Linked DNA regions of Mus musculus: regions 1, 2 and 4 are each linked to region 3. A link is a loop called in an ENCODE intact Hi-C map of the cell type or tissue named here. Cell type or tissue: heart. All regions are shown on one strand. Region 1 has its middle 26 kb from the start of Thap1. Region 2 has its middle 32 kb from the start of Gm31784. Region 3 holds the start of Erlin2 (ER lipid raft associated 2). Region 4 holds the start of Gm31843 (a long non-coding RNA gene).

Evidence for each region. Hi-C counts contacts between places; a loop is a spot of excess contacts. Peaks named below come from ENCODE experiments on the same cell type or tissue, not always from the same donor. Only the 100,000 strongest peaks of a DNase experiment are listed, where the experiment ranks them.
Region 1: a loop joins it to region 3, with 5 times the contacts of the local background. A loop is called at or near these places in 15 of 42 quality-filtered maps.
Region 2: a loop joins it to region 3, with 6 times the contacts of the local background. A loop is called at or near these places in 7 of 42 quality-filtered maps.
Region 4: a loop joins it to region 3, with 4 times the contacts of the local background. A loop is called at or near these places in 4 of 42 quality-filtered maps.

The regions. Positions count from the first base shown.
Region 1 is chr8:26,180,569-26,188,568 of GRCm38, reverse strand. No RefSeq gene overlaps it. Among named protein-coding and RNA genes, the nearest start is that of Thap1, 26 kb to the right of the region's middle. In heart, a CTCF peak has its summit at 4,197 (motif pointing left); no DNase peak of the experiment used is centred here; H3K4me3 peaks cover 551 bases.
Region 2 is chr8:26,340,856-26,348,855 of GRCm38, reverse strand. No RefSeq gene overlaps it. Among named protein-coding and RNA genes, the nearest start is that of Gm31784, 32 kb to the right of the region's middle. In heart, a CTCF peak has its summit at 3,596 (motif pointing left); no DNase peak of the experiment used is centred here.
Region 3 is chr8:27,020,350-27,028,349 of GRCm38, reverse strand. Erlin2 (ER lipid raft associated 2) reads right to left here and starts at 4,531. Exons shown (of 12, transcript NM_153592.3): 1 at 4,444-4,531; 2 at 3,172-3,293; 3 at 1,100-1,181. The coding sequence starts at 3,278. In heart, CTCF peaks have their summits at 4,691 and 7,536 (motif pointing left); DNase peaks (open chromatin) are centred at 4,619, 5,239 and 5,779; H3K4me3 peaks cover 2,136 bases; H3K27ac peaks cover 2,118 bases.
Region 4 is chr8:26,377,625-26,385,624 of GRCm38, reverse strand. Gm31843 (a long non-coding RNA gene) reads right to left here and starts at 3,879. Exons shown (of 3, transcript XR_378836.2): 1 at 3,472-3,879. In heart, a CTCF peak has its summit at 4,740 (motif pointing left); DNase peaks (open chromatin) are centred at 1,214 and 4,724; H3K27ac peaks cover 390 bases.

The DNA.
Region 1 (8,000 bases), 840 kb after region 3:
TACCTACACACGTATGTATAGACCAAGAGACATAAACATATAGACATTCAGTGGATGGGGCTGAGCCCAGATGTCACAATTATTCCTTCCTTCCCTCTGGCTTTTTTTAAAATAACTTCTTAGACAAAAGTACTCTAGAAAATTACCCCATAGATAAAATGTTACACAAAGAGGAAGTTACAAAAGAAGTTGATACTAACTTCAAAGCAGTGTTTCATTCTTTAAGCTCAAAGCAACAGTTTTCACACGACTTTGCTTTATCATAGTGCACACTTGGGTCTTCATCCTTGGGTCCGAGTGAATGTTTTTCCTTGATCACATTTGTCCAAGCCTATTTCTCTTTTTAGTGTAATTGTGAAAATGTATTATACTCCTTATTATTCAGCCTTTATTTACTATTTTCTATGAGGAGTGGGCATATTCTATTCTTGGTTCTAAATTTATTATACCTTTCTCCAAAATAACAAAAATTATCTCTCAAAAGTTTCTTCCTAGAATTATTTGAATCAAATCAGGAATTCTTTAAAATCATTAATTCAAGTTGAGCAGTGGTGACACACACCTTTAATCCCAGAATTTGGGAGGCAGAGGCAGGTGGATTTCTGAGTTCAAGGCCAGCCTGGTCTACAGAGTGAGTTCCAGGACAGTTGGGGCTACACAGAGAAACCCTGTCTCGAAAAGAAAAAATATATATATCATTAATTCATCTAAACAGCATTAATTCATGAAAGTTCATCGTTTATGTTGATTTGCCTGAAATCTGCCCAATAGGGTGGGCTGATGCTCAGGAATCATTAGGCTATGTAATAGTGATAGGAAAAGGCATATCAGCTGCAAGAAGCCATCCTAAGATGAAGTCTCTTGGGACCTTGCCTCTCAGAGCTCACCCATCAGAGGCCATGCAAAAATAGGGGCTACCTCAAGGAAAGTCACTGGCTAGCCTTAATCTCTCCTGGATGGTTCCTGACAGTCAATATTTGCTAAAGCCAAATTTAATAAGCCCTCTACTGAAAACATAATAACTGTCATACTTTGGGAAGTTGTCCTGTGGTATGGTTGTGTGCACATATGTAGGTCTTTGAAAAGAGCAGACTATATGGGACTGGTGATGCTTTTCTTTCTGTGGTGACTATCTGAAGACAGAGACACCGGCTAAAATAGTCCCTTTGCATGCCATCCAATGTAGCCATAGATAGTCAATCCACTCTATACTTCCCGGTGGGTGTAATACACTTCTCACTATTGCCCCAATGTTCTGGATTCCCAAGAGAAAGACACACATACATAGCCTTATATTTTAAATACCTTAAACCACTCAATGGTTGGGCCACTCCCTAACTCCCCGTGGCTAACACACACACCCCTCCGATATTCCTGAGTTAGTATTTACTAAACCTCTAGTTTATCTTTGCTGCCCTGGACCCTGCGGGCAGCCCTCCTGGGGCTACTTTCTCCCTGCACCTACATGTCAGCTGGCTCACCCTGCTGCACCTTTCCAGCACGGTCTGCCTCCTATGCCCTCACTATGGCAGAATCCTCTCTTCCTGCTCCTGGAAAAATCCTAAAAGTCCCGCTTCTGTTTCCCTGCACAGCCATTGGCTGCTGATAACTTTATTAACGGGCCGACTTCCTTTAGTCCTATGTACGCGAACAGGTTTTTGAGTAGCATAATTAGCATAAGAGCACAAGCTGCTATATTACCCCCTCCCTTTTTTGTCCATTAAAAAGGGGCTTTTCGGGGCTGGTGAGATGGCTCAGCTGGTAAGAGCACTGACTGCTCTTCCGAAGGTCCTGAGTTCAAATCCCAGCAACCACATGGTGGCTCACAACCATCTGTACAGATACAGTGTACTCATATCCATAAAATAAATAAATAAATCTTTTTAAAATGGGGGGCTTTTCTTACACTGAACATATTTATAACACTGATGTAAACTATGAAGTATTAATAGTGTTAGACTGGAGGAGAGAGGACAGAAGAGGAGGAGGAAGGGAAGATGAGAAACTGCAAGTAGCAAAGGGTCTCAGAACTGGCAAATAAGTGAGTAAAGCGCTAGATCTGCCCAATCTAGGCACACAGCTTATAAATATAACAACTGGATTGTGTGTGTGCTGTTTTTTGGGGGGGGGGGGTTAAGATTTATTTAATTATATGAGAACACTGTTGCTGTCATTAGACACACCAGAAGAGGGCACCGGATATCATTAGAGATGGTTGTGAGCCACCATGTGGTTGCTAGGAATTGAACTCAGGATCTCTGGGAGAGCAGTCAATGTTCTTAACTGCTGAGCCACCTTTAAAAAAAAGGGGGGGGGGGCTTATTGGGGTTGGAAATTATTGCAACAATTCAATTTTAAGTTTTACATCCTAATTGCCTTTTTAAAAGGAAAGGGGGAAAGTTGAGGACCCCGAACTGTACAGGAACTCCACAGGGAGATCAACAGAGTCGACTAACCTGAACCACCAACCAAAGAGCATACACAGGCTGGACCTAGGCCCTGCCACGCTTATGTAGCAGATGTGCAGCTTGGTCTTCATGTGGGCCCTGAACAGCTGAAGTGAGGCGATCCCCAAAGCTGTTGCCTATCTGTGGGATACATTCTCCTAACTGGGCTGCGTTGCCTGGCCTCAGTGGGAAAAGATGTGTGGAGCCCTGCAGAGACTTGATGTACCAGGGTGGGGAGATACCTGGGGTCGGGGCCTCCACCTTCTCAGGGAGAAGAAGATCAATAACTTTTCTGTTTTATTACAATGGCATCTTAAGAGCTGGAGAGATGGTTCAGCGGTTGAGAGCACTGACTGCTCTTTCAGAGGTCCTGAGTTCAATTCCCAGCAACCACATGGTGGCTCACAACCATCTGTAGTGGGGATCCAATGCCTTCTTCTGGTGTGTCTAAAGATAGTGACAGTGTACTCATATACACGAAATAAATAAATAAACCAAAAAAAATCATTTTAAAAAATCTTAATCTTAATACCACTAACCTCCTAGAATAGGCTACTTTGATCAGAAATCTGATGCCAAGCCACAACCAAACTACCCATATAAAAGGGGAATGTACCATAGTTTTGGAAAAGTCCACTCATGGACGAATACTAGCCTACTTCTTCCTGTTTATGCTCCAAATCCCCAGACAGTCATCTGAGAGGAGTTAAGATAAAATCCTACTGGAATTTCTCCATTTCCATTTTATCTGTATTTCATCCATGAAAAAGAAATGAGATTCTTTGCGCATTTATATATCAATGGGTAATATAATTAACACACATATAAAAATTACTATTGGCCAGGAAAACTTATAATGCTTTTTCCATTATTATTATCTGCTTGCATGCTCTTTTGGACTAACATTTTCATCTAGACCATTAAGACATGCAATCTTATCATCCTTCCAAAGAAACATGGACCCTGCCAAGGACTCAAGCTAGTGGACTGAAGTCACACATCGAAGGGACTGAGGAGTACGGAGAGTGTTCACCACCTAGCTGCCTAACACTCCGTAAAATACACTGCGAACTTCTTCGCAAAGAGCCACCGGTGCGGTTCTACTTTAGAAAGCGGAAGCAACCAAAGAGGACTCAGGGTTGGGAAGCAGTGCAGAGATAATGGCTTACTCGCTTGATGATGACGCTACTGTGACGTCAGAGGTGATGCTCCTCTTTCTCAAACCGTCGCTGCGACCGTAAGCCTTTAAAATTCGTACTGAGCATAGTAAGAGAAGGAGAGACTGGCAGAAACAAAAAAAAAATTCAACGAGCTCAATAAAGATATAATTATCTAAAAGGGAGTAGGAAGGGCATACCATTCATCTGGTTTCAAAACCATGGAATGTTCTATCAGAAACTTTCGCTGATCCAAAGGCAGCGGGGTCATATTGTCATCGGCTGAAGCCTTCCTAAAGGAAGGAAAGGAGGAAGGAAGGAAGGGACAGAAGGACAGACAGGCAGACGGAGGATGGATCTAAACTGAGGTGGAAACACAAAAAGGAAGCACATTCAACTCTATCAACAACTGTCACAACTGTCACACACACACAGGAGTGCAGGTTCCTTTAACCCTACAAGGCTAAGCATTTCCGTCCAGAAAGATGTTTCTTTGGGTCATTAATGGTCTGATTCACACTCCAGTCTCCTCGCTAATCACAGGGACTTGGGAAGCTGAGACTGTCTCGTGGTACTGTGCTGCCATCGTCTGGCATGTTGAAATGACCACGAGCTGGCGCCTGGCTGTTCCTTTTATTGTTGTTGCTATTCTGTTGCTGTTGTTTAACCATTATGCTCTTGTAGAGCATTGAATTATGAATTGCTATATCAGGAAATAGTATTCACGTTCTTTTCGTTGCTAATTATCTTTCTAAACTTTCATTTTTAAGAGGCCTGGTATTTCTTTTTTAATTTTTATTATTACACAAATAGTTCCGTTGTGGGATTTTTTCAAACAAAATTTGTTTTTGTTGTTCCTCTGACCCTGGCCTCGCCTTCTCCGCCCCTACCTCATGCCTACCACACTAGCCTTCTGTCTGTCCGCTCTCATGTCACGGTGTCGCCAACCCCTTTCTTGACACTCTGACTCCCCTGTCCTCATACCTAGTTCTGTAGCCTATTCCCACATTGAAAATTAGGGTCCACATATGAAAGAGGATGTGAGTCTGTCATCCCACACTCGAAATAATAGTTTCTAATAATTCAATGGTACTATATAGAAAGAAATATTTTCCCAAATTCATTCATTGTTCTCCAAATTTCGTGATTGTTTTCCTTCACAGCTGAGTAAAATTCCAGATAGAAGCCACGTTTTCAATTCTGTCTTCCTATTGGTGAGCATCCAAGCAGATTCCATTTCCCTGTCATTGTGAATAGAGCAGCAATAAATATAAATACACAACTGTCTCTGGGGTTCCAGGAGTGGTATAGATAGATCATATAGTTCTATGAATTTATTTTTTGAAGATGCTTCGTGCTGGTTTCCATCATGGCTGGACTTGGTTTATAGTCCGCCCAACTGTGATTAAAAGCCCCTCTTCCCTCACACCCTCTCCAGCATTTCTTGTCATTTGTTTGCTCAACAATAGTTGTTCTGACTGGGATGCATTGAACCTCAAAATGGTTTAAACTTGCGTTTCCGTGATGACTAAGGATGTTTAACATTTCTTAATATAGATAGGAATTTATTTTAAGAAAATAATCACATCACAATGCCATTATAGTTTCACATCCATCCTCATTATAAGATTGATTTTTTAAAGATTTCTGTTGTATAAGATTATATTTAATTGATTATATAGACTATGCACTGTTATTCAAGCATAATAACCCCCTCTTAGAACGGACTAGCTTTATAAGGTTAAATTAAAATAGCATTTACTTGTACTCATTATTTTTCAAAACATAATATTTGCATATCAATGTTTCTGATCTGCATATTTTCAAGGTATGAATATGCCACAAGTTTATACTACTTTGTAGCAATAAGGGTTCTTTTTAGTATCCCTTAAAACACTTGTTCTGTTCTTATAAATTATTCAGCATATATTTTTCATTTTTATTATCATCTGAAAAATGGCCATAACATCAGAACTAGGTTTTTTTTTTAAAAAAATCATTACTATTATCATAATCAGTAATTTAGGATTCAAATACCACCTAATTTTCCCAATTTAGTATCTAATAATAGTAAGTGATAAGCTGAAGTGTTTTGCGATTTCTACAACTTTTAATTCTCTTTATTATAATTTTTATTGAACGTATTCTTTAACAGTTTTATTCACATATATAGTTCATTCCAGTTACCCTATCTCGAACTCTCTCCTCTCTCCCTCCCTCCCTCCACTCTGTCCCGGCCATTTGTGTTTCTTCTTTGAAGAACACTGTTTGCCCTTTCATCCCAGCACTCGGGAAGCAGAAAGAGGAGATTTCTGTGAGTTCAAGGGCAGCCTGGTTTATATAAGAAAATTCCAGGCTAGGGTACAAAGTGAGACCTTGGGGGTACGGGGGTGGGAATTCAGAGACAGAGTCAGAGAGAGATCATATTCGGCAATATAATCTTTTCACAATATTAATTCTGTCAATGCAAGAAAATGGAAGGTCTTTCCATCATCTGATAGCTTCTTTAATTTTAAGCATGTGGGCCCTTGTGGGGGGGAGGGGGAGTGGGGGTTGAAGCTTCCTTGGAGAGGTCTTTCACGAGGTTTATTTCCAGATAGTGTTTTATTTTGTCGTTTGTGGTTTGTTCGGTTGTTGTTGTTTTTTTTTTTTTTTAACTACTGAGAATGGGATTTACTTTTCATTCATTTGTCTATAAGTCTGTCACTGGCATATATGAAAGCTACTAATTTGTATTTACGTTGATTTTTGTATCTTACAGTGTGACTGTGTGTTAAACCTAAGCATTCTGGTAAGGCCTGTAGTTCCCTTGCTTTTAGAGCTGCTGAGAAAAGATCCAACATGGTTCTGACATCCCCTATGTCCGTTGATATATGAGTAATGTATGATGTATGTGAGTTGATATATTATAATCCTTTAGGTCTTCTTTAAATAAAGGAATAAAGGCACAAGGGCAGTAGGAAGCCTTGTGCCCCATGTCTATTCCTAATGTTTGTTTTGCTCAGAGACATAGCCACTGGTTTGTGCCCTGTGTGTCAGGCATGGCATTGAGAGATGTTGGTTGGAGAGATATGATTCATAGATTTTTTTAAAGATTTATTTATTTATTATATGTAAGTACATTGTAGCTGTCTTCAGACACTCCAGAAGAGGGAGTCAGATCTCCTTACGGATGGTTGTGAGCCACCATGTGGTTGCTGGGATTTGAACTCTGGACCTTCGGAAGAGCAGTCGGGTGCTCTTACCCACTGAGCCATCTCACCAGCCCCATAGATTTTTTTTTTTTTTGAGACAGGGTTTCTCTGTGTAACCCTGGCTGTCCTGGAACTCACTCTGTAGACCAGGCTGGCCTCGAACTCAGAAATTCACCTGTCTCTGCCTCACAAGTGCTGGGATTAAAGGCATGCGCCGTCGCCACCTGGCTGATTCATAGATTTTAAAACAAAGGGTATCAGTATTTAAATTATGAAATGAAATAGGCACAAGGAAAGAGAAGTCCAGAATCAGAGGGAATGTGGGCTGGAGGTATGAGAGGCAGCAATGGAGATATTTAGAAATGAAAATGTATGTCCGGGCAGTGGTGGCACATGCCTTTGATCCCAGTACTTGGGAGGCAGAGGCAGGCAGATTTCTGAGTTCAAGGCCAGCCTGGTCTACAGAGTGAGTTCCAGGACAGCCAGGGCTACACAGAGAAACCCTGTCTCGAAAAACGAAGAAGGAGGAGGAAGAGGAGGAGGAGAAGGAGGAGACATAATTTTGTGAGTTAGGAGTTAAAACGCAGTGGGTAACAATTCATATATAAAGTTACAAGTAGGGGGTGGGGTGGGGACATCTTCATGGATACAGGGGAAGGGAGGAGGTATGGGATGTGGAGCAGTCAGGGGTGGACTGGTCAGAGAGTGGACTGGGAAGGGAATAATGAAGGAAGATGAAATATTGTAACTTGTGAATTGTTTAGGAGCCCACTGCCCCAGCCTGAGACTGAGAACAAAGCAAAACAGCCCCCAGGCATGCCAGGGCAGGGCTGTTGTTAAGGCATTCCTAAGAACATCTTGACTGTAAAGATAAAAAGATATGCAAGGACCAGCAGGGCTATATTATCTAAGTCAACACCATCTGGCCGGAACCTCCCCTCTGTCTATTGCCCCTTGACACCAGGTAAAGTCATACATCAACTGGTTGCTATGTGAACAAAGATAAGCCCCCAGCCCACAGGAACAAAGTCCTGATGCCCTTTCTGTTAATGTTTGAATAAGCCAATAGTGTGTCGCTATGCTGAATTCCACACCCCTAAGCCCCTTACCCCATAAAAACCCCTAGCTTTCAAGCCTCGTGGCCGACATCCGTTATCTCCTGTGTGGGATGCATGTGGGTCCGGAGCTCCGTAATTAAACGT
Region 2 (8,000 bases), 680 kb after region 3:
TACTGGCTGATACCCACATGCATTAGCCAGTGGTCTGAGCCCATCATGGTAAGAGTTATTTATGTATCAGTCTAGGGCAGCAACTTTCAACCCCTTTGGCAAGCCTGTCTTTCTAAATATTTACATTATAACTCATGATGGTAGCAAAGTCATAGTTACAAAGTAGCAAAGACAATCATTTTACGGTTAGGGGTCACCACAACCTGAGGAACTGTGTTCGAGGGCTGCAGGACTAAAAAGGTTGAGAACCACTGATTTAGGGTCAATATACTCCAAACTGAACCCTTAAATATCTCCCTGCATCTTTGGGATGCTCCGTGACAGTGAAATGGGCAAATAGTTCGAATGTAAATATCTGTTGTGTTTAGAAACATTCTAGTATAACTTGGATATCCCCAGAACCCACATGAAGGCAAGAAAGAACCTCCTCCCAGTGGATGCCCTGCCTCTCCCTCCTCAGGGCTGGGGTCAATGGTGTGTACCTCCACTCCCAGCTTAGACATCTTCTTACCTCACCTTAATCTTTTCCCTGCTCACTGCAGGAGCCTTACGTAAATGTACACACTCAGGTACATTGAGAGGAGAGAGGAGAGACCGCCTAGTGATTGTACACACTTCTGGTATAGAGCAAGAGAGTGGCCCAAAGACCCCCAGGTGACCCCAAATCTGTGGGCATTCTCTGGGATGCATGGATATAAAGGCTGCCTGGGTTCCTGACCCACCTTGAAAGCAGCTCCCTTCCTCTGTGGTCCTGAGGGAGGTCATACCTAAGGTTCATTGCCGGGTTTACTCTGAAAGGCCCCTGCAGCTAGCCTTACCAGACACTCAGAAAAGCCCTTCACGAAGCCAGACAGGACCCTGCCCTTCCACCCTCCGCCACGAAAGGAAGAACTTTTTATACAGTGAGTCTTTGGAATTCCCTTTGCTGCTGCTGGCTTTAGTGGTAGCAATGAGGGGTCAGAATGTCCTGGCCAGGGGAAGAGAGGGACTGGTTGATAGAGTAGCCTTGTGGAGGACTGAGGACTCTGCAGGAGACTTCCTACTGGAAGAAACTTGTGACTAGACTTCACGCCCCATGGTAGAATGATTGGGCTGAGAGAGTGAGCAAGCTCAAGCTGGCCAAGTCAAAGCCAGTCTAAAATCCCTACTATGGCCGGGCAGTGGTGGCGCACGCCTTTAGTCCCAGCACTTGGCAGGCAAAGGCAAGCGGATTTCTGAGTTCGAGGCCAGCCTGGTCTATAGAGTGAGTTCCGGGACAGCCAGGGCTACACAGAAAAACACTTGTTTCAAAAAAAAGAAAAAAAAAATTCCCTACTGTGCCACTCACCAGCTCTGTGAGGTGAAGCAAGCCAGGAATCTCTTGTCCAGGATGGTGATGAGTGGAGAGCCTCCACCACACATCTCTGTGGCTGTCAGCTCCTTCAGGAGTTCTGGAGGCTCGGGTAGCTGACCTTGGCCATGAGGTTCATGGCTCTGGGAAGAGGGTAAGACAAGTGGACTTAGTCCTCTGGGGAGGGGGGGTGTCAGTGGAAGAACTGAGGAGTTCCGAAGTTCCAGAGTACCTCCATCCTACAGATTAGTTCCTAACCACCTTCCTGATGCTGCAGCCCTTAATATAGTTCCTCGTGGTGTAGGGACCCCCAGACCATAGAATTTTTCCCTTGGTACTTCATAAGTGTAATTTTACTACTGTTGTGAGTCGTTATGTTAATATCTAGTATGCAACCCCTGGGAAAGGGTCATTTGACACTCCCTGCCACCAAGAGTTCAAGGCGCACAGGTTAAGAACTGCTGTCATAGACCATTTCAGGATGATCAAAGAGTGGCCCAAAGCTATTAGGTTCTATATATGATCATTGTCATTTCAGCAGATTTATTTTGCTTACTTTTAGACCATTTGACTTTGTGGCTGCCATTTAATGTCATGTGGCTAGTAGCCACTGTCTTGTATAGTATGGCTCCTTAATATGTTAATCCTCAGGAATGCTCTAGAAGGTTGGAGTGACCTTTTTCTCTATCACACACTGTAAATCAAGTCTATCCTGTGAGACACTGGCATCAGACATCCTAGGAGTTTTCTATATTGGACTGGAAGTGGGCTCTTGCCTAGAACATGCAAGGGCCTGAGTTCAATCCACAGCACCATAAAACTAAAATAATCAGCAAAGGCATCCAAGTTTCCTGCATGAAAGAGAACTGAGAACATTTTTTTCAAGGACAGCCAGAGCATCCACATACGGACAGGTGTTCTGATGGATAGTGCCTGCTCCGGAACATTTCAACTCTAGTTTCTGTTTTGAGCATCTTGGTACACTCTTGAGACAAATTCTGCATGTCTCTTATTTAGTCAGGCTAATGGGCCACATTACCCTTGTACTCCTTGTTCCATGCCCACATTTCTTCCTTATAATCGCATCAAAGCCATCACCTTCTCTTAGGAGACACCTTCCCCAGGGTTCTAGGAAAGGCTGGAAACAACCTTCCCGCTTCTGTTTTACTTCACTCTGTCACAGGGTGGTTTCCTGGGCTACTGATGGAAAGGAGGGTTTTCACAGAGGGACCAAAGGATGCCACACACTTCCCCTCTTATAGTAGAAAATTAGAATTGTTAGTTTGGAACCCAGTCACATGGAACAGGAAATATGTCATCAAGACTGGAAGGGTCAGGAAAAGGTTTTAATGAAAAGTAGTATTATTTCTAAAGTAACTTAGTCTTTCATTTATTCCAGAGAAAAGTCCTTGGGGTGTTTAGGAGAAAATGTAGTAAATGATAATGAGGGCCCAGGCCCCCACAAAGGGGCTGTAGATAGTCACCTTAAGGAAACTTCTTCGAGATCCTCCAGCCCTTGACAGTGGTCCAGGCCAGATCTTATTCTTCTTCCAAGTTTAGGCAGGTAGAGACAGCCACCATGATGGCTGAGGGACTTGTGCCTTAAGAAATGTCCAGATAGGTGATCACTTTGATGTGGTCAGCCTGCCCCTCATCTCTTCAGATGTGCAAGCCCTCTGTGGTCTCTGAGCATGTGTGAGCCGAAAGGTCCCCAAACCTCAGGGACAGCTAGGTAGCGTGTTGGTCAGCCTCCTAACCTTGGCTTCAGACCCTGAACCCAAGCTTATGTGGCTACTTTCTGCCAAGAACAGTCAAAGAAAGGAGGAACACACCTCAATGCAAGGATTCCCTGCAAATTAAAGGCACAGAACTCCGGGTTCTGGACTTCCTATATATGACCTCTCTCTGAACATGAAGAAATGAGGCACCTAGTGTTCCACAAAACCAAGATCTAAAATGGTCAATAACTGCAACAGCCTCCCTTGTTATATGGTGCGCTACCCCTTGGCACCGTCTTCTAGTAGGCTGGGGGTCTCATTTTGAATGTCTGGTACAGTCCCTTCTCATTTCGCGGAGCTGCCTTATTATATAAATGCATGGTCCCCATAGTATCTCATTTAACCCTCACTTCCACTTTGTCACCTCCACTGAACAGAAAGGTTAAGTGGCTTAACCAAGTCTTTCAGCAGTAAATAGATTGGGGACTCTGAGCTACTCACCTGGGCAGTGTGAGGTGAAGAATGGGCTGCAGCTCCCCCTGCTGGCCGTCGTGTAGAGCTACAGCTGCCTCATTCACGGATTGTTCCTACCACTCTTCTGTTTCTGCTCCCTGGTCCCTCCCTGGACCTCAGCTTCCTAAGTCCTGCCCCGTATAAAAATGATGGCCTGAAATCCAAACTTTGTTTCCCTCCACCTTATTGCTTATTTTCATCCATTTCATAAACAAGTCTCACCTTTTATCTTGGAGTTGGCTTCAGTCTAGGAACTCTCTGCCTTGGGAGTCCATGTTTTGTTCAGTGGATGACCACATATCCACGCGAATGCGGGCATCACTAGTGGACTCCATCCAGTTATTATTCACAAAGGAATATATATATGTATATATACACATATACACAGACATACACACACATATATATATGTATATATAATATTCTATATATTATGTACATTATATATTATATAATATTATATATTATATATATTAAATATAATTGCTTTCTAGTCCTCTCCCACTCATGAACAGGTTCTGAGAAATATAGGAGACTAGTCAGGGCTGTGAGCTACTTAGACATTGTAGCTGTATTGTCCCTCATGCACAGAATCACTGCCAATCAAGCACAATTCAGTTAAGAAACAAAATCACTTGTCACATAAAAACAGAGAGACAGGGAAGAAGTGTGTTCCATTTAGGTTTTCACTGCTGTGATGAAACACCATGACCAAAAGCAACTTGGGGAGGAAAGGGTTTATGTCGTCTTATATTTCCATTATGAAGGGAAGTCAAGGCAAAAACTCAAGCAGGAGCCTGGAGTTAGGGCTCTACTGGAGCAGAGCGCATGGAGGAGTGATGCTCACATCGCTTGCTCAGTCTGCTCCTATACAACCCAGGACACTGGCGGTGTCCCCAGTGGGCCCTCCCACACCAATTATCACTAAAGAAAATGCGTTATAGATTTTACAGACTAACCTATGGGCATTTTAATGGAAGCATTCTCAACAGAGGGAGAGTCCTCTTCCCAGATGGCTGTGGCTTGTATTAAGTTGATAGAACAACAACAACAACAACAAAAAAAAAAAAAAAAAAAAAAAAACAGGACTGGGAAATAACTCAGTGGATAAAGCATTTGCCAGACAAATGTAAGGACCAGAGTTCAGATCCCTAGAACCCAGACATAGCCAAATGTGGTACAGTGCACCTGTGACTCCGGCATACCTCAGTGAAATGAGAAGGTCCCCCAGAAAGTCACAGCAACGAGCCTGGCGTGTGTGATGAAAAGACACAAGATACCCTGCTTCAAACAGGGTGGGGGAAAAAGGAGCAACATCCAAGGTTGTCCTCTGACCCCATGCTGCCGTAGTGTCTGCACACCTGCACATACACATGTGAACACACACGTGCACACACAGACGTACATATGCCCTGAATACTCTGAGCAACTCGTGCTTAATATCCATCCTGCATGTAATACGGCCGTAAATTATACCTCACTAGACCTAGGTAATGCCTACCATGGAGCAGCGTGGTTGCTTAGTCAGCAAAGGTATTTGTCGGGCTAACGCTACGGCTTGCATACTTATGTCCCTTTGTTTATTAGAATGTAGCTACGCTCTTAAAGGAGAGTGTATGTATTGAAAGCGTACCGCTTATGTTTTGATGCTCATTAGGAAATGAGTGGCGCATTCAAGTGAATTAACAAACCTTGCTTGCAGTGAAAATGTGCACCTACCCCCTGAGCACCAGGAAAACAGAGGCCTGAGGATCAGAGTAAAGGCTGTCCTTGCTGCCAGACCAAGTTTGAGGCCAACCTGGACAACTTGAGGCCCTGACTCAAAGGCTAGACCAGTGGCTCTCAACCCACCATAAAATCATTTTTGTTACTTTTTCATATCTGTGATTTTGCTACTGTTATGATCTATCAGTGTAAATATATATGTTTTCCAGTGGTCTTAGGTGATCTCTTTGAAAGGGTAGTAGTTCGACCCCAAAAGGGGTTGCTACCCCAGGTTAAGTAAGATCTGTTGGGCTAGAACCCAGAACCTCAACTGAGAGAATGCTTCCGTCAGATTGGCCTGTAGACAAGTCTGTGGGGGCATTTCGTGATCTCTAATTGATATGGAAGAGCCCACCCCATTGTGAGCGGGCCATCCCTGTGCAGGAGCTCCTGGGTGCAATAAGAAAGCAAGCTGAGGGCATCAAGATCAGCCATCCAGCCAGCAACTCTCCTCCACGGCCTCTGCTTCAGTTCCTGCCTCCGGATTCCTGCCCTGCTTCAGCTCTTGCCCTGACTTCCCTCAATGACAGACTGTGACCAATCAGGGTCTGTAAGCCAAAGGAACCCTTTCCTCTCCAACTGTCTTTTTGTCATAGTGTTTTATCCCAGAAATAGAAAACAAACCAAGACACTGTGTGTGTGTGTGTGTGTGTGTGTGTGTGTGTGTGTGTGTGTGTGTTAAACAGCCTTCTCCTGTTCGATACCAGTACACTACACAACCTAGTTAGCTAGAATCACACGCTGAACGTGAAGTTCTTGAGACTTATAACTGAGATTTGTATCCTTCAGTCAGCACCATCTAATCCCGCGCCCCTCTTCTACTCTCTGGCAGATGCCATCCTGATTTGTGCATCCTAATTAGCTTGGCTGTTTTAGCTTGCACAAGGAAGCGTGACCAGGAAGTGTTTCACTTTGTGTCTTGAGTTTCTTTCTTCATTAGTTTTCTTATCATATTCTCTTCCAGGTTCATCTCTGATGCTGTCAACCATAGGCTTTCCTCCTCTTAAAATACTACTCCATTGTGTGTCCTTAGTAATAATACACATTTCCCCTTCATTGACAAAAGGTGTTTAGGTCATCCCTTCAGTGGTTATTGTGACCAGCACTGCAGCGAGCATGGCAGCCTAGCTCTCTGCCTCAGTGTCCTTGTCACCTGCATGGCATAGGTCCTCACTAGTGGGACATACAGTAGCTGTAGATGTGAGTTTCTGAGGAGCCTCCATATCACATGCTTTCCCCATTGTCATACATGGGAAGTTTTCTACCATCCATGTGTAGGTTTTACATTTCCCAAATAAATAATGAAAATATTATGTTGGGGGAACATGAATAGTATGAAACTATTTACCCCTAAAAAATTATTAAAGCCTAATTAAACTAATAAGTAAATAAATAATAAAGAGAGAGAGAGAAGAAAAAAGAAAAGAACCCCACTTACATTTTAAAAATGAATAAACTACTAAGGATTAGCTTACTGTCTCAATTTGCTTTCAATTTCTGCGGTAAATACTGACCAAAACCAACTTGGGGAGGAAAGGGTTTATTTGGCTAACAGACTTGCTACAGGCCAATCTGATACAGACATTTTCTCAGTTTTGAGTCCCTCTTCCCAGATGATCCCATTTTGTGTCAAATTGACAAAAAAAAAAAAAAAAAAAAAAAAAAAGTCTAACCAGCACAGCTTGTGAAAGAAGTAAAAGACTTATAGATTGAGACATTAAAACATTAATGAAGAAAATTTTTAAAAAGAAAAGGAAAGACACTCCAACCACGTGGGTTATGCAAGTTTATATTATTAATGTACACATTACCCACGGTGATCTGCAGACTTCTGTAAAACCTATCAGAATACTAATGACTTTACAAAACAGGAATATTTTTAAAATATGTACAGTTCCTACAGAATCATGAAGGAGCCCAAATAGCCAATCTTAAGAAAGATGATCAAAGCTAGAAACATCACATTACCATTCTACCAAAAAAAAAAAAAAAAGTACAGAAAGGGAAAAAAAAACAGCTATTTTAAACCATTGGTACATTAAGAGATAACTCAGAAGTAAATCCACACATCAACAAAGTTGGTGGGGGCGGGCAGTCTCTTCAACAAATAATGCTGGGGGGGATTTGATAGAAGTAAAGGAATAAAAGGGAAAATCCTGACCCATACTGAATATTAAAGTAAACTCAAATTTGAATTCAAATGGAAACCTGATTGAATTTCATTGAATTTGGTTGAAACTCTTGTAATGCATAATTACAGAATGTTACTGGTCCAGCATAATAGTCATAGCCTGAGGATTGACTGCGCTCTACGAAGCCTTTCCATGCCCAGTTAATCTACCTCAGACTCCATTTGTGTGGGCTCCAAGAACCCAGATGCTGGGATGGGAAACAAATGCATGAGAAGGCTGAGGGGCTATTTCCGCTAGCCCATGTCACCTCCACCCATCATTCATCTAAATGTGTAGGGCTAGAGAATGTAAGCCAACCAATGAGTGCAAGAAGAGTAGAAACGGGCATATGAATGAGCCCTAGTGGCCCCTTATATTGAGAGCATATGGGATTTGGGGAAAGCAGTCCCACAAAATGGCAGTTGTGATGTAATCTACCCATTGCCCTCCCGTCCTTGGTTTATGAGTTTCACCATAACCCTTTGGCCTGACAGTGAGCCACCA
Region 3 (8,000 bases):
GTCTGAGTTTTCTTAGTTGGATATACTTTTTTAAATATATAATTTATTTTTATTTACACTGCTGTTTTGTCTGCATGAGTAAGAGAATAAGATCAGCTGGAACAGGAGTTACAGACATTTGTGAGCTGTGAGCTGCCTTGTGGGTACTGGGAATTGAACCAGGCTCCTCTGGAAGAGTAGCCAGTATTCTTTTTTTGTTTTTTAAAAGCATTTTTTAATAGATATTTTCTTCATTTACATTTCAAATGCTATCCCCAAAGCCCCCTATACCCTCCCCCAGCCCTGCTCCCCAACCCACCCACTCCCACTTCCTGGCCCTGGCATTCCCCTGTACTGAGGCATATAAAGTTTGCAATACCAAGGGCCTCTCTTCCCACTGATGGCTGACTAGGCCATCCTCTGCTACATATGCAGCTAGAGACACGAGCTCAGGGTGATTCTGGTTAGTTCATATTGTTCCTCCCCTTTAGCAGTAGCCAGTATTCTTAACCACTCAGCTATCGCTCTGGCCCTGTCTTGGTTGGATATACTTTCCTCCCCATGAAATTATATTTATAGTTTTGAATTTCAAATAAGTACAAGCAAAATTCCATGTTTTATTTCCAACTGTCATGTTTAACCTATGATATAATATGCACACATACTTGACTTTTCTTCTAAACATTCATTAAAAAAAAAATTCTTCTTTAGCTCTTCCCCAAAAGTGAGGAAATAATCTCTACTTGGGGCTGATAGGCCAAAGCCAGTCACTGGCTTCATTCAGCTATTTCAGTGATCAAGTGACATTACAGAAGAGCCTCTGACTGTGTGTGTGGGGGGGGGGGTGGGAAGAGAGAGAGAATCCTTAAGTCTGTCAATGAAAAGGTATTCATCTAACCTCTAAATAACTTCAAATTGTGTGAGAGAGAGAGAATCCTTAAGTCTGTCAATGAAAAGGTATTCATCTAACCTCTAAATAACTTCAAATTGTGTGTGAGAGAGAATCCTTAAGTCTGTCAATGAAAAGGTATTCATCTAACCTCTAAATAACTTCAAATTGTGTATTAGTCAACAACCCAAATTTGAAATGATCCAGCCATCCCACACGAGCCACAAATACCTGTACAGACTTATAGGATGTGATGAACGGGAGCATGAGATGGAAACCCGGGCCACTGGTGGAGGTCAGCAGGGCACCACCTCTATAGAGGAGGAGAGAGCAGATTCAGTATCCCAAGAGAGGGTCCTTAGATCAGTGCTTCAACCCGTGGGTCCCAATCCCTTTGGGGTCAAATAACTCTTTCACAAGGGTCACTTAAGACACAGACATTTACATTACAGTTCACAACAGTAGCAAGATTACAGATATAAAGCAGCAATGAGCATAACTGTGTGGATGGGGTCACCACAACATGGGTGTCTCTATTAAAGGGTCCCAGCATTAGGAAGGTTGTGAACCACTACCTTAGATCAAGACTTAAGGCCACCCATCTCTGTATTCCTATAGAAATTTAATGTAGAGTGACACGGTTACTCCTTCTCCCTTTCTTCCATCTCAACACTCTAGGAAGCCTGATGGAAAAGTCAGACCATTAGTCAGACCTTTTCCACCAGAGAAGGAAGGATGGAGCCTAAGGAAACCAAAGGCAGCAGAATCCCTGGCTACACATGGGTCCAGAGAGAAGTCTGCCAGGGCGGCTGTGCCTGTGGTGACCACCAGAGCGCTCCACCCAGTTTCAACGAGCAGCATTACTGTTGGAGTCCAGTGACATAGACAATTAAAAGAATAGTTTTGGGGGCAGTGCTCAGGGCACCAGGGCATCACACATTCTAGTATTTGCCATGATGAGCTACACCTTGCTCGCTCCTTACGTAACTTTAGCAGGAAGTGAGAAGACTCCGTGATAGAAGAGGCAAGTGGGATTTAACTAAGGGAGAAGGATCTGCTTTCTCTCACCAAGCTCCAGAATCCTCTGGGGCCTGGCATACGATATCTCACCGTTTCTGAGACGGATCTTGCTACATAGCCCTGGTTTGCCCAGCACCTGCTATGTAGCCCAGGCTGACCTAAAACTCATAGTAATCTTCTTGCCTTAGCCCTAACCCAAGTGGGGAATTACTGGTGCTGAGCCACTATACTGGTTCAAGAATAATTTTAAAGTCATTTCAATACACATAATATATATATAATATATATATTTGACATATAGTCCTAATCAAGTTGTACATGACTGACAAAATTCAAAGCTTTTGGGGGACACGAAAGCAGAATGGTGGAGATAAATTACCAAAGACAGGAAACTCAATAAAAGTTTCCATTTCTTTTTTTAATGTATGTTCTTAAACTCCAGGTCTTGAGTATGTTAGTCAGAAGCTTTTCCACAGAGCTACAACTCTCATTTAATGATCATTTAGAGCTTGCTACTGGCAGTCCACAAATAAGTATTACAGGGCTCATATATGAGGAGGGGTCAAGATGAACATATTGGCACACCCCTTTAATCCTAACACCTCGGAAGCAGAGGCAGGAAGATCTGAGTTCAAGTCAGTCTGGTCTACGTAGAGCATTCCAGGCAAGCCAGAGCTACATAGCGAGACCCTGTCTCAGAGGGGGTGGTGGTGGTGTCATATAGGCTTACAGCAAGGGCTGGGGGTATATTTAGTGGTAGGGCAATTACCCAGCATGCATTAGCCTGTGACTCTGATCCTCAGCACCACAAACCAAACAATTAGTCACGCAAATTCCCCTTCTAAAACCTACAATGAAAACCTTGGTCACAAAAGCCACTGGAAAGAAAGTAATTCGAGATCATTTAGGAGTCATTCCCCGAAAGCTGCCCTGATACAAATCATCCTTAGAGCCTTTACATTTTTTTTGAAACATTCACTTTAAAACAGTCTCTCAAGTTAGCAGAGTACACTTCTCAAGTTGCCATCAAGCACTGGGACTGTGCCAACTTTTGGAGAAGCAGCCTTGCAGGGTGGAGACAAGATTCTTCAGGTGATGAAAGAGAAAACTATGTCAAGAGATGATCTTGGAAGAGCAATGGTTCCTTCAGATTTTGCTTTTAAACCCACAAATTCATATCAGCAGCACCTTAAAATACTAAAGGCAGTTTTAAGTTTATAGACTTAAATAAAGACACGCGTGCACCTTATAAGCGGTGAGGGAGCCATCTGTCTCTGCCTTACCTGTAATATACTCCAATATGTCCCTCTTCTATCTTGTGCACAGCTGAGAAGAGAGATGCACAAAAGAAACTGGAAGCCACGGCCACAACAGCTCCCAACTGAGCCATCAGTGAACCTGTATCCTAGAGAGAAGATATGGGACAATGTGTAGCCTGACGTACAGGAGAGCCACCAAGCTGAAGCTCACGTAAAGTGATTCTGGGGCAGCCTGCTGTAACACACACACACTACTTGCCAGATCTACAACTCACTGTGTCCTTGTTCTCAGTCAACATTCCGTTCCTTAACTGTGGAAGTATAATTCCCATTGAAGCAAGGGGGCATTAGCTCCAGAAACAGCTATACCTAAGAGAGATTTGGTGCCATTTGGGCAAGGTTCAAAACACAGCCTTCTCTCCCCTTCACGTTAACATGTTGTCAACAGAGCCATTTATACTTGTAAGGAAGAGAGGCAGCTGCAGGGTGCTGGCCCAAATTACAGAGGATGTCAAATGACAGGCAGCTGTGGCTATGTATTTCTGGTCAGAGCCTCCTACTTCTAATTGCCTGCCATTTCGAAGGAAACCACCAGTCATTCCCTTAGGACCCTGAGGGGGGGAAGAGAGAGAGGGAGGGAGGGAGAGAGAGAAGAGCAAGCAACTGAGTTCCGACGTAGGATTCTCTCTCTGATCTGTCCTCCACCTTCTCTGTTGTTCCTTTGGACTTAAACGGGACAGATCTCTATGTAAAACTGTAACACATTCTCCCATATCCTTTGCCCCCGCAAGCCCCATGGTTATAGGAAACTGGAAATGTCTCAGGCTGGAGACTCTGGACTACTCCGAAGTGAGGGTGGGGTGGGGTGGGGTGGGATGTCCCCAAATGTCCAGGGTCCCAGATGCCACAGAGTTACATGTAGACACTCATTTCCTGAACCCTGAAGGATCTGGAAAACACTACAGTGACGGACGTGCACACCGGGCACAGGGCACGGAGTCCACCTCTCAGGTCTGACTAATTTACTTATTTTTTACCGTAGCGGCCTTCAGCTACCGAGCAGCAGGAGTGTCCTCTCTGCAAATGTCCTCACTACCACCCCAAAGCCACCTCTTGCCCTTTCCCCGCCCTCCTCCGCGAGGCAGACACGGCCGAGAGCTTCCGCTCGGACCCGTGGGCAGGGGACTGGACTCCCGGGTGGGCGAGCTGAGGGGGCTCAGGACGTCAGCTCCAGCCGCGCCCACCCCCCGAGCCTCAGCGATGCCGAGCGTGCACGGAGGGGCGGCGGCCGCGTACCAGGCTGTCCCTCCAGGCGCTCCGTACACAGCCGAACCCCCGTGCAACCGTAGAAACCGCCACACCCCTCAGCACCCTACTTCCTTCCGGGCCAGTCGCTTCGATGACGCCATCAGTCCGCGCGCGCGCAAAAAATAAAAAAAATAAATAAATAAAAAGAAGACCCCGCCCACACCACACCCCTGTGCTCGTCCGGCCGCTCCGCCCCCTCGCGCTGCGAGCCGCAGTGTTCGGCGGTGGCGCCAGGGGACGCTCGCGAGCTGGCACACTGGCTGCGCACCTAGGCTTGCGGGTTTTAGGATGCCCAGGGCTGGCAGAGCGGGCTCCGGACACCAAGGCTCTGGTATCACCTTCCGAGGCGCTGGCTTCGGAGGTTGCTAGAGATTCTCCTTCGCTTCAAGTCCGAGCTGGATTTCTTTTCTTCTTCCGGAGCCGGGATCAATGCGATGCAGCGTTCTTGTCCTTCTGCTCGCTTCTTTTCCTGCTGCATTAGCCGAAGGAAACTTTCAAAGGTGCAGATTATGACGTCGCCAGTCAACAGTCCTACTCTGAGTTGCCCTTTATACTTTTCTGAGAGCTTTGTTTGGCCTTGAGGTCCCCACAGCAACATAAAGTAATTAACAAGGAATTATTGTTCCGATTTTTAATGAACGGATTCTGAAATCTGTGAGTGCTGAGGTCAACAGCAGTTGTTGAAAACTTAGCATTTCCTTAATAGTTCGGGCTTCCTGTCTTGCTTAACACATGCCATGGTGAGCTTTTGTCTGTCATCTGCACCCCCCCCCCCCCGGGGGGGTATAGCAGACCAGGAAGAAAACGTTTTTCCTAGCCTAAAGCCCTCACATGACCTCACCCTGCCATAGCGTTACCTTTGGACATTCATACTGGGCCTTTTCTCCGTTTTGTCCTGGGGCTGGAACTAAGGGCTTTATGGCTGTCCTCTATCCCCAATCTGCTTCTTTAGCAGGAAATTTCTAAACCGGCCACTGCAGTCATTTTGTTTGCAGGCCAGGAAGTGCCCACTTTAACTCCTGCTTTTAGTACATGAAAAGGCTTTTCCGTACAGTAGATGGCCAGTGGTCAATGTCCGACGATTTTAGGACTCAGGAAAAGAAGAGTAAAGGAACCCCTTTGTCTTCTCCCAAAAGCCAAGGCACTGAAACTGAATTCAAAGTTCCGGGAAGCCAGATGTTTGGTGACAGCAGAAGAAAAGCAGCTGCCCCCAATCCCAGACACCCAGTGGCTGCAGAAGAAGACAACAGACCAAGTAGTTTCAAAACAGCTTGTCTAAGGGACCCAGCAAACTCCCCATTCTGCCCCTAAAGATCCCCCTCCCACTTCCCGATTCTTAGCTACAAAACCTGAGGCTTGAAGCATGTGACCTGCCTTCTCCTGGACTCTGGTTCCTGAGTGACTGGGTCCTGTGCCCTGGTCAGAGTGTGGTCCAAACTAGACAATCTACCTCTCCGACAATAAATAAAGCCTCCCACAGCTGTTTGAGGTCATCTGGAGTCTCAGTGTTTGTTTCTCCTTACAAACAACTCTTACATATTCTTACATGTTGGTACCAGAGCCCTTTCTTCACCTCTCTCCTATCCCCAAACTCCAGTCTCTCACCTTTCTTTCCCTCCCAAGCACCACTCTGTCCTTAGTGATCACTAAGGTGAAACAGCAAGCAGGTCAGGTCCCTTACTGGAGACGTCACCCAGTCTAGGAGCCACAGTTCCTAACAGCCTCATTGATATGTGAGGGGAACGGAGGTTTTAGTCTGGAGTCCTCATTTGCCGAACTGGTAAGCTTTCTTGCTCTTACTCTCTAATGAGACCTCCAGTACATGAGAGGCTAGTCTTTGCTATTTATTTCTGGAGCTACACCCAACTTCAGCCATTTCTCTGCTCGACAGGCATGTGATGTGGGTAAAGGGTCTGTTTGTTTGTAGCAGTGTCCTGGGAATTTGACTCAGCTTCAGGAGTCTTTTATTCTTCTCTCTGGAAACGCTTGGGAATTTAATTCCAGTGAAACTTGGGTCTCTGGAGGCCATTCCAGAGCAGGAAACTGGCCTTGGCCCATTTTTAGACCAACGAACATGGGCAATAGTGCCTCTGTTCCCAAAGGCAGTCTTGGCTTGCTTAAAAAAATTTTTTTTCCACACAATTGGACCTCAAGTTAGATGTTGATCTGGCCCTAATATCCCCTTGACAACCAAAAAAAACTGCTGGCCTGAACTTGCCATGTTCCAATCAAACATCTTGAAAGATCTTGACAAAATACTTGCGATGGGGTGACAAATGGCCAGAGGTTCCCCATTCCCTCTCTTTCCACCATAGGTTCAGGGGGTCAAACTCAGGTTGTCAGGTTTATATAGCAAGTCCCCCACCAAGCCCTTGCCCCCTGGTCTGAAAAAAAATATTTTTAAAAAATTTCTTTCTTTTCTTTTCTCCTCTTCTTCTTCTTCTTCTTCTTCTTCTTCCTCTTCCTCTTCCTCCTCCTCCTCCTTCTTTTCCTTCTTCTTTTAAGATTTATTTATTTATTTTATGTACACCATTGCTCTCTTCAGACACACCAGAAAAGGGCATCAGACTCCATTGCAGATGATTGTGAGCCACCATGTGGTTGCTGGGAATTGGACTCAGGACCTCTGGAAGAGCAGTCAATGCTCTTAACCACTGAGCCATCTCTCTAATCCTGAAAAAGATTTTATGTGAGCTACATTTTATGGAAGGAAAAATGTACTTGATGTTTAGAAAGCTCACTTGGTTTGAAAAAAGATACTCTGATTGGAGATAGAACATTTCCGATTGGATGGTGTCTGGAGAAGAAGTTAATGAAATATGGAAGGATATTCTGACAGAAAAAGTTACCTAACTCTTTCCTTTGAGGACAGACTTGCTTTGGAAAGTTCCTGAACCTTCCTCTCAAATTACTCATTTCCCCAGTAAGATATGATTTCTGAAGAAAGGTGGTTTGACCGATTTAAAAACATCAACTAGTAGCGCTAGCTGCTCTTACAGAGGACCCTGGTTTGATTCCCAGCACCCCTAGGGCAGGTCACCAACATCTGTAATTCCAGCTTCAGGAGCTTTGATGCCCTCTGCTGGCTACCACAGGCACTGCACACACATGGTGCACAGACTTGCTTTGTGCTTTAGTTCTTTCCATAGCACAGCTAGCTCCTCCACTTTCAGTTCTTCTCCCATTGCCGGTCTTCCCACAAACACTGCATATTCTGCGCTTCCATTTCAGCTGTTTTCTTTTGGAACTTCTGCTGTTCCTTGGCTCTCCTCTCTGTGGACAGCTGAAAAACCTCTGCACAGCAACTGATTTTTTTCTCTCTCTCTCTTTCTAGTGAACAAAGGTCTCCTAGAAAGGGATGATGGTGAGCCTCGAGGCAAGCTGCTCCTTTCTGCTGTTTCAGTTCTCCCATTGGCCAGTGCGTCATCATCTTCTCTGGCGAGCACGCTGTTTTGGTGCAAAAGCAAGTGACTTACACACGGTGATGGTGACGGTGACGGTGAAGCGAGGAACCTTCTTTAATGGAACACTCACAACATCTTCCA
Region 4 (8,000 bases), 640 kb after region 3:
ACCCCGCCCAGAAGGAGAGCCTTTTCTCTAATATCCTAAAAGCAGGATGGACACTGGCTCTGGGATCCTTCCCACCACCTGGCTTACTCTTGAGAGTTGAGTGGTAAATGAGAAACTGAAAAGTTCTGGGGAGTGACCAGTGTGGCCAACAAAAGTCTAATTGCACTTTTCAAAGGTGGAGCGGCCATCTGGCACGGCGAAGACACTCACTTTACATTTCTACTGACTGGGGTATGACTAAAGTCATTTACCATTAAGTTCTATTTGAATAAAACGCTAGTAGACATTTAGGTAATATTACAGAGCAATAAATGTTTAAGAGCCTAAGGGGTCTGAGCTCTCCAAAAGCAGTTCAGACCCAGATGCTAAAAACACTTCATATGTGTGCGCATGTGTGTGTGTGGGATTTTTCTCCCCCTCTCCTGGTTCCCTCACCCTCGGAATTCACATTCTGAATTGTTTAAGACTTTCCTGGCTGTGTCTCCTCTGCCCCCCTCTCCCCTTTCCCCTTTAATTCTTTTTTACACCGGGTAAAGAAGCACGAGGGAAATGTAGTTAAAATTCAAACGGCTTCCCCTTTATCATTACCATGAATCAACACAATAAATGAGCCCCTTCAGAGCTCGGTAATAAGAATTTGATAAATCATCAGCCAAAAATTAACTAGATGTCAAAACAATCTTTGGGAAGTGTGATGGATTAGGGGTGATAGCAGCAATTAATCTCCCAGCTTGAGTTCACCAGACAGACACAATGTAGGGAGATGGATTGGGGGGTGGGGGGTGGGAGGGATGGGGGTCCTTGCAAGGTCAGGACACTGCTGCAAAGAGGGGATAGGGAGGAGAGAGAGAGAGAGAGAGAGAGAGAGAGAGAGAGAGAGAGAGAATGAATGAGGAGGAGGAGGGAGAGGAGGAGGAGGAGAGAAGAGAGAAATCTTGATCCAAGAAGTCCTCTGAGTCTGCAACTGCAGGCACCCAGCAGCCTAGCCAGAGGTCAGTGGATGCCTTTGAAAAGCCCTGTCTCCAGCTGCTCTCTGATGAGCCAAACTCCTTCCCTCTCCTGCTAATAAATGCCACAAGTCTGTTCATAGAGCTTCCCGTGGGCAGAGACACCTTGAAGGGCTGCATTTAGTAAAGCCAGGCAGGGTGGCACCTTGTAAACTCCAGCCTGGAGGAAGGAGGTCAGAAAAGGGAGGAGTGGCTTGTGGGCGGGACTGAGCTATAACTGGCTCAGAAATGCAAGGCCTAGAGACCTCAGGGCCCAACTGGGGAGCAGGGATGGCCACGTGCACAGAGGAGGAGGGGCCCCTTCAAGCACCAATCTCATAAATCTCTCTTTTGGATGTGACTGCCTTTTTTGGTTCTATTTATTTGGCCGATTTAAAAAAACAAAAAACAAAAAACAAAAAAAACAGGGTTTGTATTATTGGAAGAAATAAAAATTGGCAGAGAACTTAGAAAGGGCCCTTGTGTTTCCCTCCCAGCCTGGGAACCTCGAGTTGGTCTCAACTTGAAATGTAGGGGGAATGGTGGCTGGGAAGGGACAAGTTTGGGATCAGGAAGTAGGAGAAAGACACTCAAAGCATTCCTCAGCCAGGCAGAGCATGTGAACCTTTCCTATTAAGGAAAGTGACCGAGTCCTGTGTAATGGCTACAGTATTGTCAGGCATTGGGGCCTGAGAGCTGTTGCACACACCACCCCTCCTCAACTCCTACCCCTACCCCCCCCCCCCACACACACACACATACACAGAGTTCTTGCTGAAAAAAAAAAAAAAAATCCCTGTAGGGTTTATGTGATGGGATATTTGTTGCCACCCCTGCTAACAATGGTTGGTACTTATTGGCTTTATAATAATCACAAAGCAATACTAATGCTCGGTAACTACCTAAAGCTTTCTGTTTATAAAGCTCTGTTGAAGCCCAAGGTCTAACTCGGGGTACTTGACATGCTACACTGATTCCCAGTTCACAACACAGAACTAGGGCTGATCCTAGCTAATACAGCAATGTGGTGGTGTATTTCAGTCCCTCCATTTGCAGAGAAGGTAAACTGGCAGAAGGGTTCAGTGGTCGGAGAAAGCAAGCTTCCCCTGGCATTATGGGTTAGGTCTAATCCCTATGAACACCGGGTTCCAGCTGGGCTGCTAGCACTGTTTTCTGAGGTTGTGGGGCCTAGGGATGGAGGTAGGTCCAGCACTGGTTCCAATCTGCTTCCTGCTCAGCTAAAGTATGGGGAGATGTTCTTTAAGCTCCTGCTGCCTTGGACCGTGTGGTTCTCTGAGACCACGCCCCCTTTGCCAAGATAGCCCCTCTCGTGCATTGTGAGCCCTCAAGTTGATGCGGTCCAGCATGTAAAAGTAGCACAGCCAGTGTTCAGAAAACACACACACACATACACAAACACACCTAACACCCAGGCACACACACATACCTGCGCATAACACATACAAACATACACACACATAACACACACACATCTAACATAAACATACGCCTAACATACACACACAAACATACACACACACCTAATACACAGACACACACATACACGCATGTAACATATACAAACATACACCTAACACACACATCTAACATACACACACCGAACACGCACATATACACCCAAAACACACACCTAATACACTAACACACACACATACATTCATGTAACACACACACACATACACACACATACATACAACTAACACACACACACATACCTAACGCATACATACATCTAACACACATATACACACACATCTAACACACAACTAACACATAGGTACACACAACACATGCACAAGCACACATACACTAATACACTCAGGGACACCAAAAGAACCTTCTGAGTCCTCAGATCATTCACTTATCGTCCTCTCAACTTGCTTCAGACACACAGGCAGCTTCCTAGTCCTCACACCCAAGGCGCAAGCTCTACCCACAGTCCTTGCACAAGCTCCTCCCATGGCGCAAGCTCCACCCACAGTCCTTGCACAAGCTCCTCCCACGGTGCAAGCTCCACCCACAGTCCTTCTACAAGCTCCTCCCATGGCACAAGCTCCACCCACAGTCCTTCTACAAGCTCCTCCCATGGCACAAGCTCCACCCACAGTCCTTGCTCAAGCTTCTCCCCGAAGCTTTTTATACCGCATAGAGAATCCAAGCTAACTCCTTTCCATCTTTGCTAACAACACGTCACCTTCTGGGTGAGATCTTCACCCTTAGCACCTGCTTCCCACCTCTCCTTTCTTTGCTCCCTTTTTATGTAGCGCGTTCAGTCCCACTCGACAGATATTTGCATGTCTTCATATCTGTCCCTCCCTGAGGATGTCGGCTCCCTCAGAAAACTGCATTCTCTCCTCTTCCATTTTGTTCCCTACTGCGTGCTGAAAGCCTAGGATCACATCTGGAATAACAGGTGCCCCGTGCATCTTTGTGAGAGAAAGCAAGCTTTCTGCTATGTACCCACCTCCTGGGGTTGTCTGATCCTTGGGCCTCAGTATTTGGCTGAGAAGCAGGTTTAAAAGCATGAGCAGCATAGCCTAGCCAACCTTCAGACTGAAGGCTGTTTGGATCACTGGAGGGAAGCTGAGCTGAGATGGTGGGAGGAGGGGGGGAGCTTGTGCGCAAAGGAGGCAGGAACCCAGCTACTGTAACACTCAATCAGAGGATGTAGGGATCGCGAAGCTTTGAGCTCCATCATTAAATTACACACTGTGGAAATGGAGCAAAAATCACATAAAATAAGCCCAGGAGCGGACCTGGAAATGGCTGAACCGAATCTCAGCACTGGGTCTCAGAGTTCTTCTGCCCTGAGAAACTTAACAGAACTGTCGAGGAATAGGCAGTTCTAAAACTGTCTAAAATCATGACTGAACTGCCTTCCCTTCCCTTCCTCCCAACCCTCCTTCCTTCCCTCCCTTCTTCTCTTCCACACTCCTCCTCCCCTTTTTACCTTTCTTTCTCTCTTTAATTCTCTTTTTGTGATGAGGTTTCATTATGTAGCCCAGGCTGGCTTCAAACTCACAGCAACTCTTCTGCCTTAGCCATCTGGGGTTACAGGCTCCCATGACCGCACCCCAGACACCAGAGTTTACCACAGGCACTTTCTTTTCCTCGTCCTATCCACGGAATGCATTTTGGGACTAGACTGAGGCATAGAAGGCTGTGCAGCTCAGTAGACCATAAAAACAAATTCTTAGAGACTGACTCTTTCTTTCCCTCCCTTCCTCCTTCTCTCCCTCCCTCTCTCTATCTTCCTCCCTCCCTCCTTCCCTCCCTCTTTCTCTCCTTACCTCTCTCTCTCCCCCTTCCTTCTTTCCTCCCTCCCTCCCTCCTTCTCTCTCTCCCTCTCTTCTTTCCTCCTTCCCACCCTCTTTCCCTCCCACCTCTCTGTTTCTATCTCCCTCCCTCCTCCTCTCCCTTCCTCACTTCTTCTCTCCCTCCCTCCTTTTCTCCCTCCCTCCTTGTCAATGGTTCCTACCACAGGGGATAAAATGTATTACTAAGAACAAACAAATGGCTGCATATTTAAGTATATCAAGCCTTAAGCATTTTTGGCTTCATATTTTAAGTGCTATTCACTATTTGAGAATTTTAAAAGATGAGCCATGTGATATTGCTTTATGTAAGAGTAATAAACTAACTTGAACTAGAGTTGCTAGGGTCTGACCTACTGTGCACAAATCTAAGCCTGTTCTCTTCTTTCTCCATCCTGTGCTGCGTAGCGCCCTCTGCTGTCAGAAAGAAGTATGGTAAATGTTTGAGTTAACTGCCAAGAGCCCATGTAAGCTGTTTCCTTCTCTTCCTGAACTGACTTTGGTGCAAATATTAACTGTCACCCTGTGAGGTTCTGCATTTTACTAAGTTCTCTAAGTGGCTGTCATTTCATATTCCACCAGTTTAGAGAAAGTTGTTAGTGCAGGTTGATCCCTGTTTTCTTCTATTCCTCGCTCCAAAGCTTCCTGCAGCCCAACTAACAAGAAAGGTAGACAGAAGAACAGGAAAATTCAGGGAAGATGAACCATAATTCATAAAGAGGACTTCAGGACGAACTATGGTTTTGGAAAATTCCCTATTTAATTCTGGCTGAGCTCCATAGATAAGTCCCAGGGTAATGCACACATGCAGAGATGATAGGGGGCCTTGCAAGAGTGTTCATTCTATCCTTCCATGGTGTGGGTCCAGGGGGTGGAACTCAGGCTGTCAGTCTTGACAGAAAATGCACTGATCTCTTAAGCCATATCTTGGGCCCATTAAAAAATATTTTTAAAAGTTATTTCATCTTAAGATGAAGTATAGAAGTTACAGGGACTTTGGAACTCAGAGTTCTGCTTAAAACTGTAGAGCTGGCCTCCTGGATTAATTATGTTGGCTTCAGTTTCCAGATATAAGAAGAAGCAGAAGAAGAAGGGGGAGGGGATGGGGGAGAAGGAGAAATAGGAGGAAGAAGAGGAAGGAAGAGGAAGTGGAGGAGGAGAAGAAGAGGAGGAAGAGGAGGAGGAGAAAAAAAAGAAAAGAAAAGCAATCTACCCCCACAGGATTATTCTGAAGATAACTGAGAAGACAAAACTATAATTCCTATTAAAGAATAAACGTCACTTAAATACACTTTAAAGATCTGTCTTTTGTGTGCCATTCTAATTCCAAATAAGCAAGAGAAGATGGGGGCAGGGCAGGGAGACAGCCATTGGGGCACCTGAGATTTGTGTTGTTTTACATATTGCTGCTACTAAGACTGTGAACCAGGGGAACATCCAACCGAATTACCCCAAACTGTACAGCCCCTCACTAAAATGTAACACACCCACTCAAGGGACAGGTAAGGGATTTCCGGGAAAGAGTCATGAGAATCCAGATTTAACAATGTTTTGCAAAATTATTCTTGACTCACAGGTAAACATCAGAAATAAGTGATATGATCTCAATAAGCCAAGACATCAAATGCCTGTGCTTTTATTTCCCATGGCTGAGGAGTTAGAGCATCTTCTACACCTACTATAGCAGTGTGGTTGCCAGCATCCCCCTTCTGCTAACCCATGGGGATCAAATGGTACTTCCTGTCCAGCACACAGAAAAGGGAAACCTGTTCCTGCCTCCTGAAGATACTGTTACAGAACAGGATGCATCCTCTTTGGAAGATTTTTGATCAAACATTCTAATACATATGACAAAACACCAAGAGGTTCTTTCCATGGAAGTTGAAGATCTCTAAATGTGTGCCATCTTATGTTCCCAGTTTGGGTGACCAGAGATATTTGCTGGTACCTAGAAATGGGGTTTAAGTTCAGTCATTTTATTGTCTTGAATCTTAGAGTTCTCTGAGATGTCAACATTTTCTACTAGAGTTGTCAGGCCTTGGTAATTAAGACACTTCAGTCTAGCACTGTCTGGAAAGCCTTCTGAGCTCGGCATAAAATGGGGACTCCCTTTATCAGTAGGGTTTCTCCTTCTCTGACCTTGTCTGGGGAACTCAAAACCCCCATACCCTCTACCTGTGGAATGTCATGCAGGCCTGGTGAAATTACAGGTTAAGCTTCCTTTCTCCTCAATAAGATAAGAAACTAAGAACCGAATCAGCAAGCATCTGAGATTCCTGAAATGCCTCCCCATGCTAATGAGGCATCTCACCTCATACCCTTAGCCTTCAGCCAATGACCTTTGTCCACCCTATATACTCCTACCCCCTTTCCTAAAACTATATAACCCTTGATTAACCCCAAATAAAGTGTATGTGTACAACCTCACCTTAAATAAAGGAATAAACACAAGCTAAGATCATCTTAGAGAGCTCTTTCATTGAAGACTGTCAGAAAAGGCCTTTATCTAAAAGAGCTGTAACACCAAGATCCTCAGAGAAGGCCTTCTCTCTCCCCAACCCCCCTGACACTCACTCCTAGCCAGACCAGGATCCTGCAGACCCCACCTGTTTTGAACTCAGCTTCATCCTTCCAGACTAGTGTCTACACACCCTGAGAGGGGGGAAGTAGAAGATGTGTAACCACAACTAGACCCCCAAAACACATTACAAGAATCATGGAAATAAGGTAAAAATGGGTAAATGAGGCAAGGTGGCTTGTTCGCCTCCAGTAGTGTTCACATCTCAACCCTCATTAACCAAAGAAGATGAAAACAGCAGCTAATAGTTGAGAGGGAGTTTTATACCCAGCTGTAATTCTCTGTTGACATATAGTAGAAACATAGGTTTTTGAAAGTGGAGGCTGGAAGTATAATTCAGTGGAAGAACACGTTTTGTTTAATCCCTAATGTCCCAAAAAGAAATTATTTGTGATTAAGTAGGATTACATTGATATAATAAAGACATGGAAAATAGCCATAAAATTGGTTCTTCTATTAGTAAATTAAATCTCCCATATATTAAAAAATATACTTAAGTAAGTCTGTGAGTACACAGTGCATTTCCACTTTTAAGAGGACAACACATGTCTTGTATTGAAATAAAACAAGAATATAGAATTACTTGAATTTAAATTTCTTCTGTACAAACTTTGATGTGACTGTAAACATTATTTATCCAATCTTTGTAACTATTTACTGTGTGTTATGTCTTGTAAAAAGAAGGTATGTGTTAGAGGTGTGTGTATAGAAGCATAACTGGCCACATGATTCCCATGATTATCTAGTTGGAGGCACAAAAGAACAAGATGACCACTGAGCTCTTTTAGGTTAGGGTCTGCATACTTGAAAAGCCAGTCAGTTAGCTAAGTGTGAACCAAATTCATGGAAATGAGGGGAATATTGTGGCATCAGAGGCTTGGCACAGCATAGACCCTCAGACAGATATGTGCGGCAGATAGGGAGCAAACATGTAAAAGAGGTACTGAGGGCATGAACAAAAATCAAAGGTTGGAAATCTGTTGATAGTCTTCTCTACACATTTTACATTCTCATCTTAGGGTGATGGAGACATTTGGCGTACCTGAAGAAGTACAGAAAGCTTTTATTTCCATGAAGTCCTTGTTGCATGATGAGACTTTT